2 separate regions of the Homo sapiens genome follow, and region 1 is linked to region 2. A link is a loop called in an ENCODE intact Hi-C map of the cell type or tissue named here. Cell type or tissue: PC-3. All regions are shown on one strand. Links, peaks and the distances in the headings refer to the core of each region. The heading gives the core; the rest is flanking DNA.

The links. Peaks named below come from ENCODE experiments on the same cell type or tissue, not always from the same donor. Only the 100,000 strongest peaks of a DNase experiment are listed, where the experiment ranks them.
Region 1: it touches region 2 in a loop (2.0-fold over the local background); 1 of 110 quality-filtered maps calls a loop at or near these places.

The regions. Positions count from the first base shown.
Region 1 is chr2:149,774,424-149,780,005 of GRCh38, forward strand. All of the region lies in intron 2 of MMADHC-DT (MMADHC divergent transcript), which reads left to right. The region is part of intron 3 of LINC01931 (long intergenic non-protein coding RNA 1931); the gene reads right to left. Among named protein-coding and RNA genes, the nearest start is that of LINC01931, 82 kb to the right of the region's middle. In PC-3, for the core only: a CTCF peak has its summit at 3,550; no DNase peak of the experiment used is centred there.
Region 2 is chr2:149,986,784-149,992,365 of GRCh38, forward strand. No RefSeq gene overlaps it. Among named protein-coding and RNA genes, the nearest start is that of LINC01931, 130 kb to the left of the region's middle. In PC-3, for the core only: no CTCF peak of the experiment used is centred there; a DNase peak (open chromatin) is centred at 2,928; H3K27ac peaks cover 2,427 bases.

The DNA.
Region 1 (5,582 bases), core at 1,111-5,110, 210 kb before region 2:
TCATCACAGTGTTTTCCACAATGGTTGAACTAATTTTTACTTCCATCAATAGTGTATAAGCGTTCCTTTTCTCCATAACCTTGTCAGCATTTAATTTTTTGACATTTTAATAATAGCCATTCTGACTAGAATGAGATGGTATCTCCTTGTGGTTTTGATTTGTATTTCTCTAATGATCAGAGATATTGAGCTTTTTTTTGTATGTTTGTTGGCTGCATGTATGTCATCTATTGAAAAGTGTCTGTTTGTGGTCTTTGCCCACTTTTTAATGGGGTTGTTTGTTTTTTTCTTGTAGATTTGTTTAAGTTCCTTATAGATGCTAGATAGTAAACCTTTGTCAGATGCATAGTTTGCAAAAATTTTCTCCCATTCTGTAGGTTGATTGTTTACTCTGTTGATAGTTTCTTTTGCTGTGCAGAAGCTCTTTAGTTTAATTAGATCCCATTTGTCAATTTTTGCCTTTGTTGTGATTGCTTTTGTCATCTTTGTCATGAACTGTTTGCCAGTTCCTATGTTCAGAATGGTGTTGCTTATGTTGTATTTTTTCCACAATGAAATTTAAAATACAGTTTATCTAGAAATAAATTGAGTTAATAATATGCGAGAGGGCTTCAAAGACAACTATAAAGCATTATTTGTAGAAATTAGAGAAGACCTAAATAAATAAATGATATTGTAAAGATGTCATTTCTTCTCAAAATGATCTATAGTATCTATGTATTCCCATAAAATACTTCAATAATTTTTATGTTTGTATGTATGTTGTATGTCACTTAACATGCTAATTCTAAAACATAGAAACATACTGAACTAAAATTAGCTGACATACTTATATAGTGGAAAACAAGACAGAAGGACTTTCTGGTGAAGATATTAAGAATTAGTATACAATTTCAGGCTAATGTGGTATTTATTCAAGTATTGATAAATAGGCTAGTAGAATAAAATAGAGAGCCCAGAAACAGACTGAAACACAAATGCACACTTAATTCATTACAAATTTGCTAGTGTAGAGCAGTACAGAGTTTCTTTTCTATAAATGGTTTTGAGTAAATTGAATATCAATATAGAAAATATAAATTTGATCTTTACCATATACCATAAATGAACATTAATTTCAGAAAGATAGTAAACTTAATTGTAAAAAACAAATTATGCTTCCAGAAGATAATAGGAAAAAGTGCTTTATTCCCTTCAGTAGAGAAAGATAACCACAAAGGAAAAGATTTATTAATTTATCTAAATTAAAATTATTTATTTATCAAAAAATACAGGAAAAAGTAAGTTCTGAAAGGAGAAAAGATATTTCCCACAAGTATATCTGATAAGTGGCTTTTGTGTCCTGAATATATATAGAATGAATACAAATTGGTAAGCAAAATATAGATAACAGTGAAAAAATTGGAGCGACTTGAACAGACATTTCACAAAAGATGTACAAATGGCCAGCAAGGTTAGGAAATGGCCAATATGCCTGGAAAACCTTATTAGTCTTAAGAAAAATGTGAATTAATACCAAATGATGTACCACTGCATATGTATTAGAGTAGATAAAAATCAAGATATCAACAATACCAAATGTTGGCAAATGTGTAGAGTTCCTGGAACTGGTTGTGAGTGGGAGTGAATATTAGTGCACCCACCTAGAAAACTGCTGTTTGATATTATCTACTAAGAATAGATAATACATATATACCATGAACCATAAACTTTATTGTCAGATTATTATACAAAAGAAACACCAAGAGTTGGATACATGAGGGTTTATAATAATATTACTTTAAAATCCCCCAAACTAGAAATAACTCAAAGATCAATCAATAGTGTCCTGGATCAATAAACTATTAGTTTATTTATTTATGGAATATTGACACAAAGAAATGTTATACAGCAATAAAAATTAAAAACTATAGCTACATACTGTAGCATGCATATATTTCATGAACACAGTATTGAGAGAAAAATGTCAATTATAGAGGAACATCTACGATATGATTCTATTTACACAACACTCAAAAACAGGCAAAACTAAATTATAATGTTAGAATTCAGGATAGTGATTTCTTTTGTAGAGGAGGAAGAAAGAATAATGATTAGAGGTAGGGGCTATGTAGGGAAGTTCCTGTGGTGCCTATAAGCTCCTACAGCACTAGCACCAGCACCCAGCACCCAGCATTCAGCACCCGGCTGTTTCTTTGACCAGGGTGGTGGCCACATTCATGTTTACTTTATGAAAATTTATTGAATGATACATTTAATTTTGTGGCATTTCCTGTAAATGTTTTATAATCCACAATAAAAAATGTAAAATACTACATTGAAAATAGTTTTAGGTGTCTTTCAAAATATACTGCGGGACAGGTTTGGTTTCTTGTAGTTTCCACGTTTTATTTCTTTTTGCTTATAATTTTAATACTTGATTCAGTAAAGTATTACTCAGGGCTGTTAGATAACCTAATTCAGAAGCCTACTAGACATCTTGGGACCAGCTGAGAAGAAGTCCTTGGATACTGAAATTAAGACACCGAAAATGGGAAACTTCTGTCCCCAGCCCACTGGGGGTTCTGGTGCTCAGGTGGGCGTAAGCTGGTGGGAGAGATGCTTCCTCAACACCTGCAGTGGTGGACAGCAAAGGCAGCACCAAACAGGCATCTTTGTTAGGACTACTGACCCATGACGTGTACAGACTTTTTCTAATTCTCTCAATATTTCTTCAGGTTAGTGTTACCACCATTTCATGAGTGAAGAAAGTACAGCTCAGAGAAGTTAAGTGATTTCCTCAGTGTTCTATAATACAAGGTGGGATCTAAGCAGGTTACAGAAAAGGCAAAATGGAAATGTACACTTAATTGGGCCAGAAAGCGATATTAATTTGGTCTTCAGTTCACTATTTATGCCCTGTTGCCTAAATGCACAGTTTTAGAAATAAAATATGTATGTGTGTATATATATATTATATAATATATGTAATATAATATAGATATATAATATAATATATATAATATATACAATATATTATATATATATTTTAATCTCTAGAAGTTCAATTTGTGTCTGTTTTTGAAAAATACATTCCATGTCCTATAATCTCAAGCTTTATTTTGCCTTTTTTCTTCCTTTTACAATTTAAACAGATATAATACACTGAACAAGTCAAAAAAAGAAATAATCATAATATAAAAGTGAACAAATAACATAATCTAGGAATATACATAAATGATACATGTACAAATTCTTGATAAAATATACATAAAACATGCAACTAATCCCAAAATTTGAATAAAAAAAAATTGAATAAAAAATATTTTGCCTATCAGTTCACTAAAAATAAAAGCAATTGACAAGACTGCTTTTGGTGAGGGTTGGGGCAATGGCATTGTTGTGTACTCTGTTGATAGGAACATAAATTGGTCAAATATGTCAAATATATCTTTAATATCTATATCCTTGGAGTCAGTGATCCCACTCCCATATCTCTACTCTAAAGAGATAATTGCATTAGAAGATGAATATTCATTCATTCATTTAGCTGATAATCTAGAGAAAAAGATAGGATGTGCTCCTCCTACAGGGTGATTAGGAAAGGCTTCTCTGAGAAAAAGACATTTGAGCAGAGACTTGAAGGACATAGGGAAACAGGGCATAGATTTACCAGCCAAAGATGATTCCAAGCTGAGGGAACAGGAGGTGCAACGGTGAGGGTGTGTTGGTATGTCTAAGGACAAGCGAGGAGGCCAGTGACAATGGAGCAGACAGAGGAAGGAATAAAGTGGTGGAAGCTGAAGCAGGTGGGGTTGGGTGGAACCCATGCTCTGAGATTGAGCAGGGCTTTTTCAGCCATTGTAAAACCAGTGAGGTTTTACTGTCAATGAAATAAACAGTGTTGGGGGGCTTTGAGTGGAGCAGTGATGAGTTATGACTTGAATTCGTAAAGATTTTTTCTGGCTGCTGGATGGTAAACAGGCTGGAAATAAGCGAAAGTGTAAGCAGAAAGACCACTCTGGAAGTAATGACAGTAATCCATATGAGATATATGGGGGAGGGGACAGTGGAGGTGGTTGGAAGTGGTTGAATTCTCGATACTCTTTGAAAGTAGAAGCATCAAGATTTCCTGGTGGAGCAGATGTGAGTTGTAAAAGAAAAAATCTCAAGGATGACTGAGACTCGTGGCTGAGAAGAAGTATGACATGTATTGACATGGGAAAGCCTATAGGAAGAAAAGTTGGGCAAAGCTAGGTCAGAAAAATCAAGTGCTTTCAACTTGTGAAGTTTGGAATACGTATTAGACATTTAATTACAGAATTCAGGAATTTAGAAAGATATCTAGGCTGGAGATGGAGATGTACATTTGGGAGTTGTGTGGATGGTGTTTAGTCCTGAGACCAGATAAGATCACCTCAGGAATGAATATAGATAGGGAAGGAAAAAGACCTGAGAACTAAACCATGGAATATTCCAAAATTTAAAGGTCAGGAAGATGAAGAGAAACAAGCAAAAAGGTCAGAAGAGCAGTAGCTGAGAAAATAGGAGAAAACCTGAGCGAGTGGTGTCCTAGAAGGCAAGTGAAGAATTTCAAGAAATAAAGGAATGAACTAAAGTGTCAACTGCTGCCCATGGGTCGAAGAGGATGAAGATGGAGGACAGACCAAGGGCATGACAACACGGAGGTCATGATGGCCTTGAGAACTGTGTGTAGAGGAATGTGGATGTAAACTGATTGGAGTGGGTTTGAGAGAAGCAGGAGGAGAGAAAGCAAGGATGACAAGTATAAAGAACTCTTTGAAGCATCTTAGTTGTCTAGGGGGAAAAAATCCTTTGCCTCCTTGAACATATAGAATACAATTATAATAAATGAATGTTTTAACATCCTGTAATTACTAATTCAATCATCTGTGTCACTTCTTGGTCAATTTCAATTGATTGATTTTTCTCTTTATTATGTGTAGTATTTGCCTGCTTCGTTGCATGCATGGTAATTTTTAATGGGATGTAATACATAAATTTTTCCTTTTGAGGAACTAGAAATTTCTGTATTCCTATAAATGTTCTTGAACTTTTCTCTGAGGCACAGATAAGTTGTTAGTTATTTGATCCTTTTGAAGCTTGCCTTTAAGCTTTGTGATGCAGGACCAAAGTAGTCTTTAATCTAGCTTTGCTTAGAATACTGCTGAGGCAAATCCCTGAATTATGAGATTTTCTGATTCTCACCGACTGGTGGGGAATACAACTGGAATACAAACAATTCCTGTTTCTGTGTGAGCTTTAAGGATTTTTTTCCTTTTCTCCTATTGAGTGGTTCTTTCCCTGGCCATGGATAATTTCCTTACATAAATACACTGATCAACACTTAGTTCAAGGCCCAGGGGAGAACCTCTCCAGGTATGGAGATCTCTCTCTCTGTTTAGCTCTCTTCTCTTCTTTCTTCCTTCCTTCTCCCCTCCCCTCCCCTCCCCTCCTCTCCTCTTCTCTTCTATTCCCTCCTCTTCTCTTCCCTTCTCTTTCCTTCTCTTTCTTTGATGGAGTCTCACCCTGTAGCCCAGGTGATCTCGGCTCACTGTAACCTCCATCTCCTGGGTTCAAGC
Region 2 (5,582 bases), core at 724-4,723:
TGTATCCCCTCAAAGTCCTTAGTGTGAAGTACTTAGAATGTACTTAACAAACTATATTTGGAAACAGGACATTTAAAGAGATAATTAAGTTAAAAAGAGGCTCTTAAAGTGGGCCCCCAAGCAATCTGACTTGTGTCTTATAAGAAAAGGAGATTAGGAAAAGAAAAAGAGACACCAGAAACACATGCACTAAAAAAGACAGTGTGAGGACACAGCAAGAAGGCGGCCATCTGCAAGCCAAGGAGGGAGGCCTCAGAATGGGCTTGGACTTCTAGGCTCCAAAAGTGTGAGAACATAAGCTTCTGTTGTTTAAGCTACCCCATCCATGATATTTTGCTGCAGCAGTGGAGCAAACGAATATAGTCACAGAAATCTCAGGGTCTTTAGGAAGAATTCTAATTATGAGTCAGAGGGTGCAATGTACTTCTGTGTAAATGCCTAAGCATAAAATGCATTTTAGAAGAAGATTTTTAAGGCAGTACAAGTGTTAAGAGAACAAGCCTGACTTGATACCCAGTGCTCTCTCGAAGGAAATGGGAAGCAATCCATTGTGAGGAGAATACCAGGGCATGAGGGCGAGGATACTTCAGCTTACAGACCCGAGTGTCCTGGGTATGCACCCCCCATGCCCAGAGCCCCTGCGCAGAGAAAAGGCTAAGCCCAGCTACCTCCACAGAGAAGGCCAGAGCCAATAATTCCAAAGGACACAAATGTATAAATAACTCAGCAAAGTCCCCTTAATGTGATATTTTCTAATTATAATTTCCAACATGAAGGCTGCACACAATGTCAAGGTCTGAGATTTAATATTCACAGAAAGCATCTGAGAAATAAGTAGCATGTTTTCTCATCTAGCCTGTTCCTAAGCAGCTTATAGTTTTGGTATCTGACATTCTCAAGTTCAAAGCTAAAACCAGATCAAAATTTTCATTGTATTAAATGACCTCAATCATCATAATCCTGGCAGATTTTAAATATATCAATCTCTTCTGAGTAGCTTCCCCCGACCAACACTAGAACCTTAATCATCTATAAAACTAAACTGAGAGGTGAACAAATTACTTAGAAACGACACTGGAGGTAGAAGACTAAAGGAGAAGCCAGGCATGGGTTAACCCATGAAGCAGGACTGCATAGCAGGATTTAGTCAACTGCTGGAGAATGTCTGCATCGAACACTACTTGTCTAATTTATCTCTTGGTCCATTTTATATGGAGGCTATGTCCACCAGCCCTGGTGCAAATGCTTACAAATGATTCTGTGTAGAACTTGCATGCAGCTTCCAGTACAGCAAGCTCTCTATCTGCAGCAGTACTCACACCATTTGAACATCTGTCAGGAAAATCAGTCTCAAAATTCTTTAAATAATAAATACTTGTAAATAATTACCATCATAAATTTCAAAGATTTCAAAGATTTTGATTGAGTTCTGAGTAGGGAAGGAATGATAAAATCAGAGAAATATGGCTATAAGTTGCTTTTGGAATAATGAAGGGTTTCCATTAGTCAAGGCACTTCTGTGCTACCATGAGCAATGCAAATTGTCTCTTTATAAACACACATCCTATGCAGAGTACCACAAAGTAGAACCAGTATGCATTATCAGCAATTGGAGTGATGTTGGTAAAGTTGTGGTTGTGGTGTGGGTTGGGAGATGATTCTGGAACTTTAGTCTGCCTGACTCTTTAAGGAAATCTAAATTTATTGAGCACTTTCCATGTGCCAACGCCTGTGATAAGCACTATGTATGTTGCCTGATTTAGACATTCAATGAGGAAATGAGCTCAGCAAACTTGGATAATTCATCCCGGATGACCTATCTAGGAAGTCGTGAATCCAGAAACTGCACCCAGGTCTATTTGCTCCAATGTGTCCTCTCTTGAGTATTTTACTATATTTTTGTCTTGTTACTATGATCATTCAATTTATTTTAAAAATTCAACATGGTTAGAAAAGAAAGCATAGATACACGTGAGAAGGTGAAACATGAACTCTACTGCCAGCATATAGGCGAGGTAACTTAGAAGAGTGGAAGGTTGCTCACCTGTACTGACAAGAGAGGTGGCCAAAGAAAATGGAGCCATGAGGACAGACGGACAGCAGCATTGAAGGGAAACTGATTACCTCACTCATCTCTTTACCTCCACTTGTCTACCTGCTCATCTCCACTAATGCCAGCCTCCTCATTCAGGATCAAATATGTTGATCATGCTCTCACTTCAGGCCCTTTGTCCTTGCTGGTCCCATTGCCTGAATCATTCTTCCCCTAGACAGTCTCAGTGCTCTTTTTCTTGCCTCCTGCAGATCTTTGCTCAAATGGTAGCTTCTCCCAGGGCATTATTTGACATTGTATCCCTCTGGCATTCCCAGTCCCTCATTCCTGGCTCATTATATACAATATGTTTATTTTAAAACATCTATTTCTCCCAACATAATTAAAGCCTCTTTGAGGACAGGGATGTTTGTTTGTTATTTTGAATGTTTTATCCTTAGCACCAAGCACATTGTCTGACATATGGTTGGTCTGACATCTGCCCTCAGTAAATATTTACTAAATAAATTCACTAATCAACAAATATCACAAAAATAATTCTTATGCCAAAGTGACATATTTTGGGGTGGCATACCCTGATCCCTTTCAGCTCCTTCCCCCATACTAAGCAAAGGTTACTGTTCTATATGGCTGCAAAAACATCAGCCAGTGTAAAAGCAGTCATTCTATAGGCAAGCAGGCACATTCCTAGTATTCTTTAAGGTGGAAGTCATTCACTAGAGCTGACAAATCTTTGATTCTTTGAACTGGGGAATAATTGTTTTGGTTTCTAAGTCCTGCTTGGGTTGAGCAAACACATACCTGGCTCATTATCAATAACCTTCTTAGTTAGGCAAATAGGTGACAATGTCAATAGGAATTTCAAAAATATGTGTGCTGGCAAAATAAACTCTGCCTTTGGAAACATCATCACAATTTAACTGGTTCTAAGTTACTCAGGCAGCCTAGGTCATTGTGTGCCAATGCACTGAAATTGCCCTTTAACAAAACTGGCACTGGCAGCTAGCAGTCAAAATTGAAATGTTTCAGCCAACAGAGCTGCTTTGGAATCTTTCCCACATACCAATAAATCTCTTGATCTTGGGAAAACATTTCCCGATATTCAGGAACTTTTCTATTGTTCGTTGCAACTTTCCCCAGAGGACACATAAGGCTTTCCTAGACCTTTGGACACCCACATAACCTTCATATACTAAGTGCTCAGGTCAGAAGTAAGCAACATTCACTGGGGGCTGTGATTTGAACACTAACTTTCTGCTTTTTTAAAATGTAAGGGGTGAAGAAAGGGCCTGAGAATTTCTCTGCATTGAGGTGAAGTCTCGTGTATGGAGTTCGAGTCTGCTCTGTCTTCATAGCGACGTCACTATAACATTGTCCCTAATGCACTCTCAGTGAGGAGCTAACTGCTACTGAAAGTTTCAAATTTTATGTAAAAATAAATCTGTGATAATCACCTTTCTCCTGTTAACCAGCTTATTGTTGAAGTTAAGCATTCTTGAAGACACACACATTTGGTAATCTAATGTATGATCAGATTTTGGTGCTCTAAACAAATCATCTTTCCCACAGTATGTTCCTTAAACATTAACTCTATAAGGTCTCATAAAAAGGAAAGTTTTCTAAGACTAAGTGACTTATGAAATTCTGTATCTAATCCTCTTTTGTAGAGTTGTCATATATATTGGTGACCTGAAAAGGGCTACAAAGACTAAATCTGTTTCACTTGGCTTATTCCAGAATTTGCCAAATTTGACTGTAATTCCCCTTTTCTTCTGTTAGATCTAGTGACATTCTGCAGAACTAGCAAGCATTCTAGGAAACTCAACTTTGACAACACTATTCTAAATACAGCAAACACAATCAAATGTTGTTCAGAAGTCAGAGTTCTTAAAACTTCAGCCTTTGGTTTTTCGGCAGTCTCCATATGGGATTATTTTAGAATAGGGGTCTTCAAACTTCTTCTGTAAAGGGACACATAGTAAATATGTTAGACGCTTTACAAGACACATAGTCTCTGTCCTTTGCAACTAGCTACTCAACTGTGCCAATGTATGAAATTAGCCACAGATAATATGTAAACAAATGAGTGGCTGTGTTCAAACAAAACTTTATTATCAAAAACAAGCCACAGACTCAATTTGAGCCATAGGTTGTAGTTTGCAAACCTCTGTTTTAGAGTGGGGCAACCACCTCTCATTCATATCTAATACCTAATCAGTTATCTAATTCATATCTAATATCTAATTCATATCTAGTATCATATCTAGTATCTCTCATTCGTATCTAATACCTCTCATTTATATCTAATACCTAATCAGTTATCTAATTCATATCTAATATCTAATTCATATCTAATATCTAATCAGTTATCTAATACCTTAAGTTATCTAATATTATACCTAATATCTAATCAGTTATCTAATACCTTAAGGGTACATGTAAGATTAAAAAGAAGGTCACTGTGACTTTGTTCGGCAGCCAAACTTGGCCAACCTTAACTTTTAAAAGACTGGAGCATAGTTCACTTAGGTCAGTATATAAAATCCATCTCATGTTAATCACAACCAAGATGAACCAGCATCCTCAGAGAAGATCCATAACTTGTCTGTCGTTTGAAACTAAGAGAACAAGATACAGGTAAGTGCCCCACTGCTTTGATAATTTGCTTTAAAGCAAATGGCCAACTTTAAATGGCAAACTAGGAATTTCCCAGTAAAAAGCAAGTTGATTTACCAGCAGTACTCCAAACTTCCTTTTGGAGGTTAAGTAAAACAGGGAGGTTCTTAGAAAAGGAAATCTGCCTTAAGTACTAGAAAATTCCAAACTCATAATTATTTTAAGTCAAGCCCTATTGCAGAATCAACAGTCTCCATTATGCACAAGGGACCACCCACCAGAAGAGCATCCAAAGATAATAATCTATGAGAAAGGAGACCACAAAAATGCGGATACTGAATTTCTGGCAGGACCTTGGAGCTTATGTTTAAAGAAGTGATTGTCCCTTAGATACCAAGGCCATTTCTCTAGCTTTATGCTGGCAAGTTTTCTATTTATTGATGCTTTATCTTTGTGTGACTCTTTTTGTTAACCCTTTCCAATGCAAGTATTTTGGTTCCCCTGCAGTATCAACAAAAAAAAAAAAAATACATATTTTTGAAAAGCTTTATTTTTATTTTTGTTGAAAAGCTTTATAAAAAGCTTCTAGATTAATAGAATAATAGGATTTTAGCACTGGAAGGAATCTAAAAATACCTAATCTAACTACCTTGAAAAGATCAACGAGGGATCTTGTCTGAGATACCAGATGATCATCCACGACTATCCATGAGATCCAGGTTTCCTGGGTCATGCTGAAGGCTGTTCAGAGGACAGATTCTCAGAGTTGACATTCTAGACCTGTGAAGGTTCCTTGTCAGGTTCTTGACTAGGTTTCTTTTCTCAGAATAAATGACATGTGCAACATCCCAAGGTAGGAAATGTTACAGAATACAAGCACATTTGTTTCTACTTTGTTATAAATCATATGCAC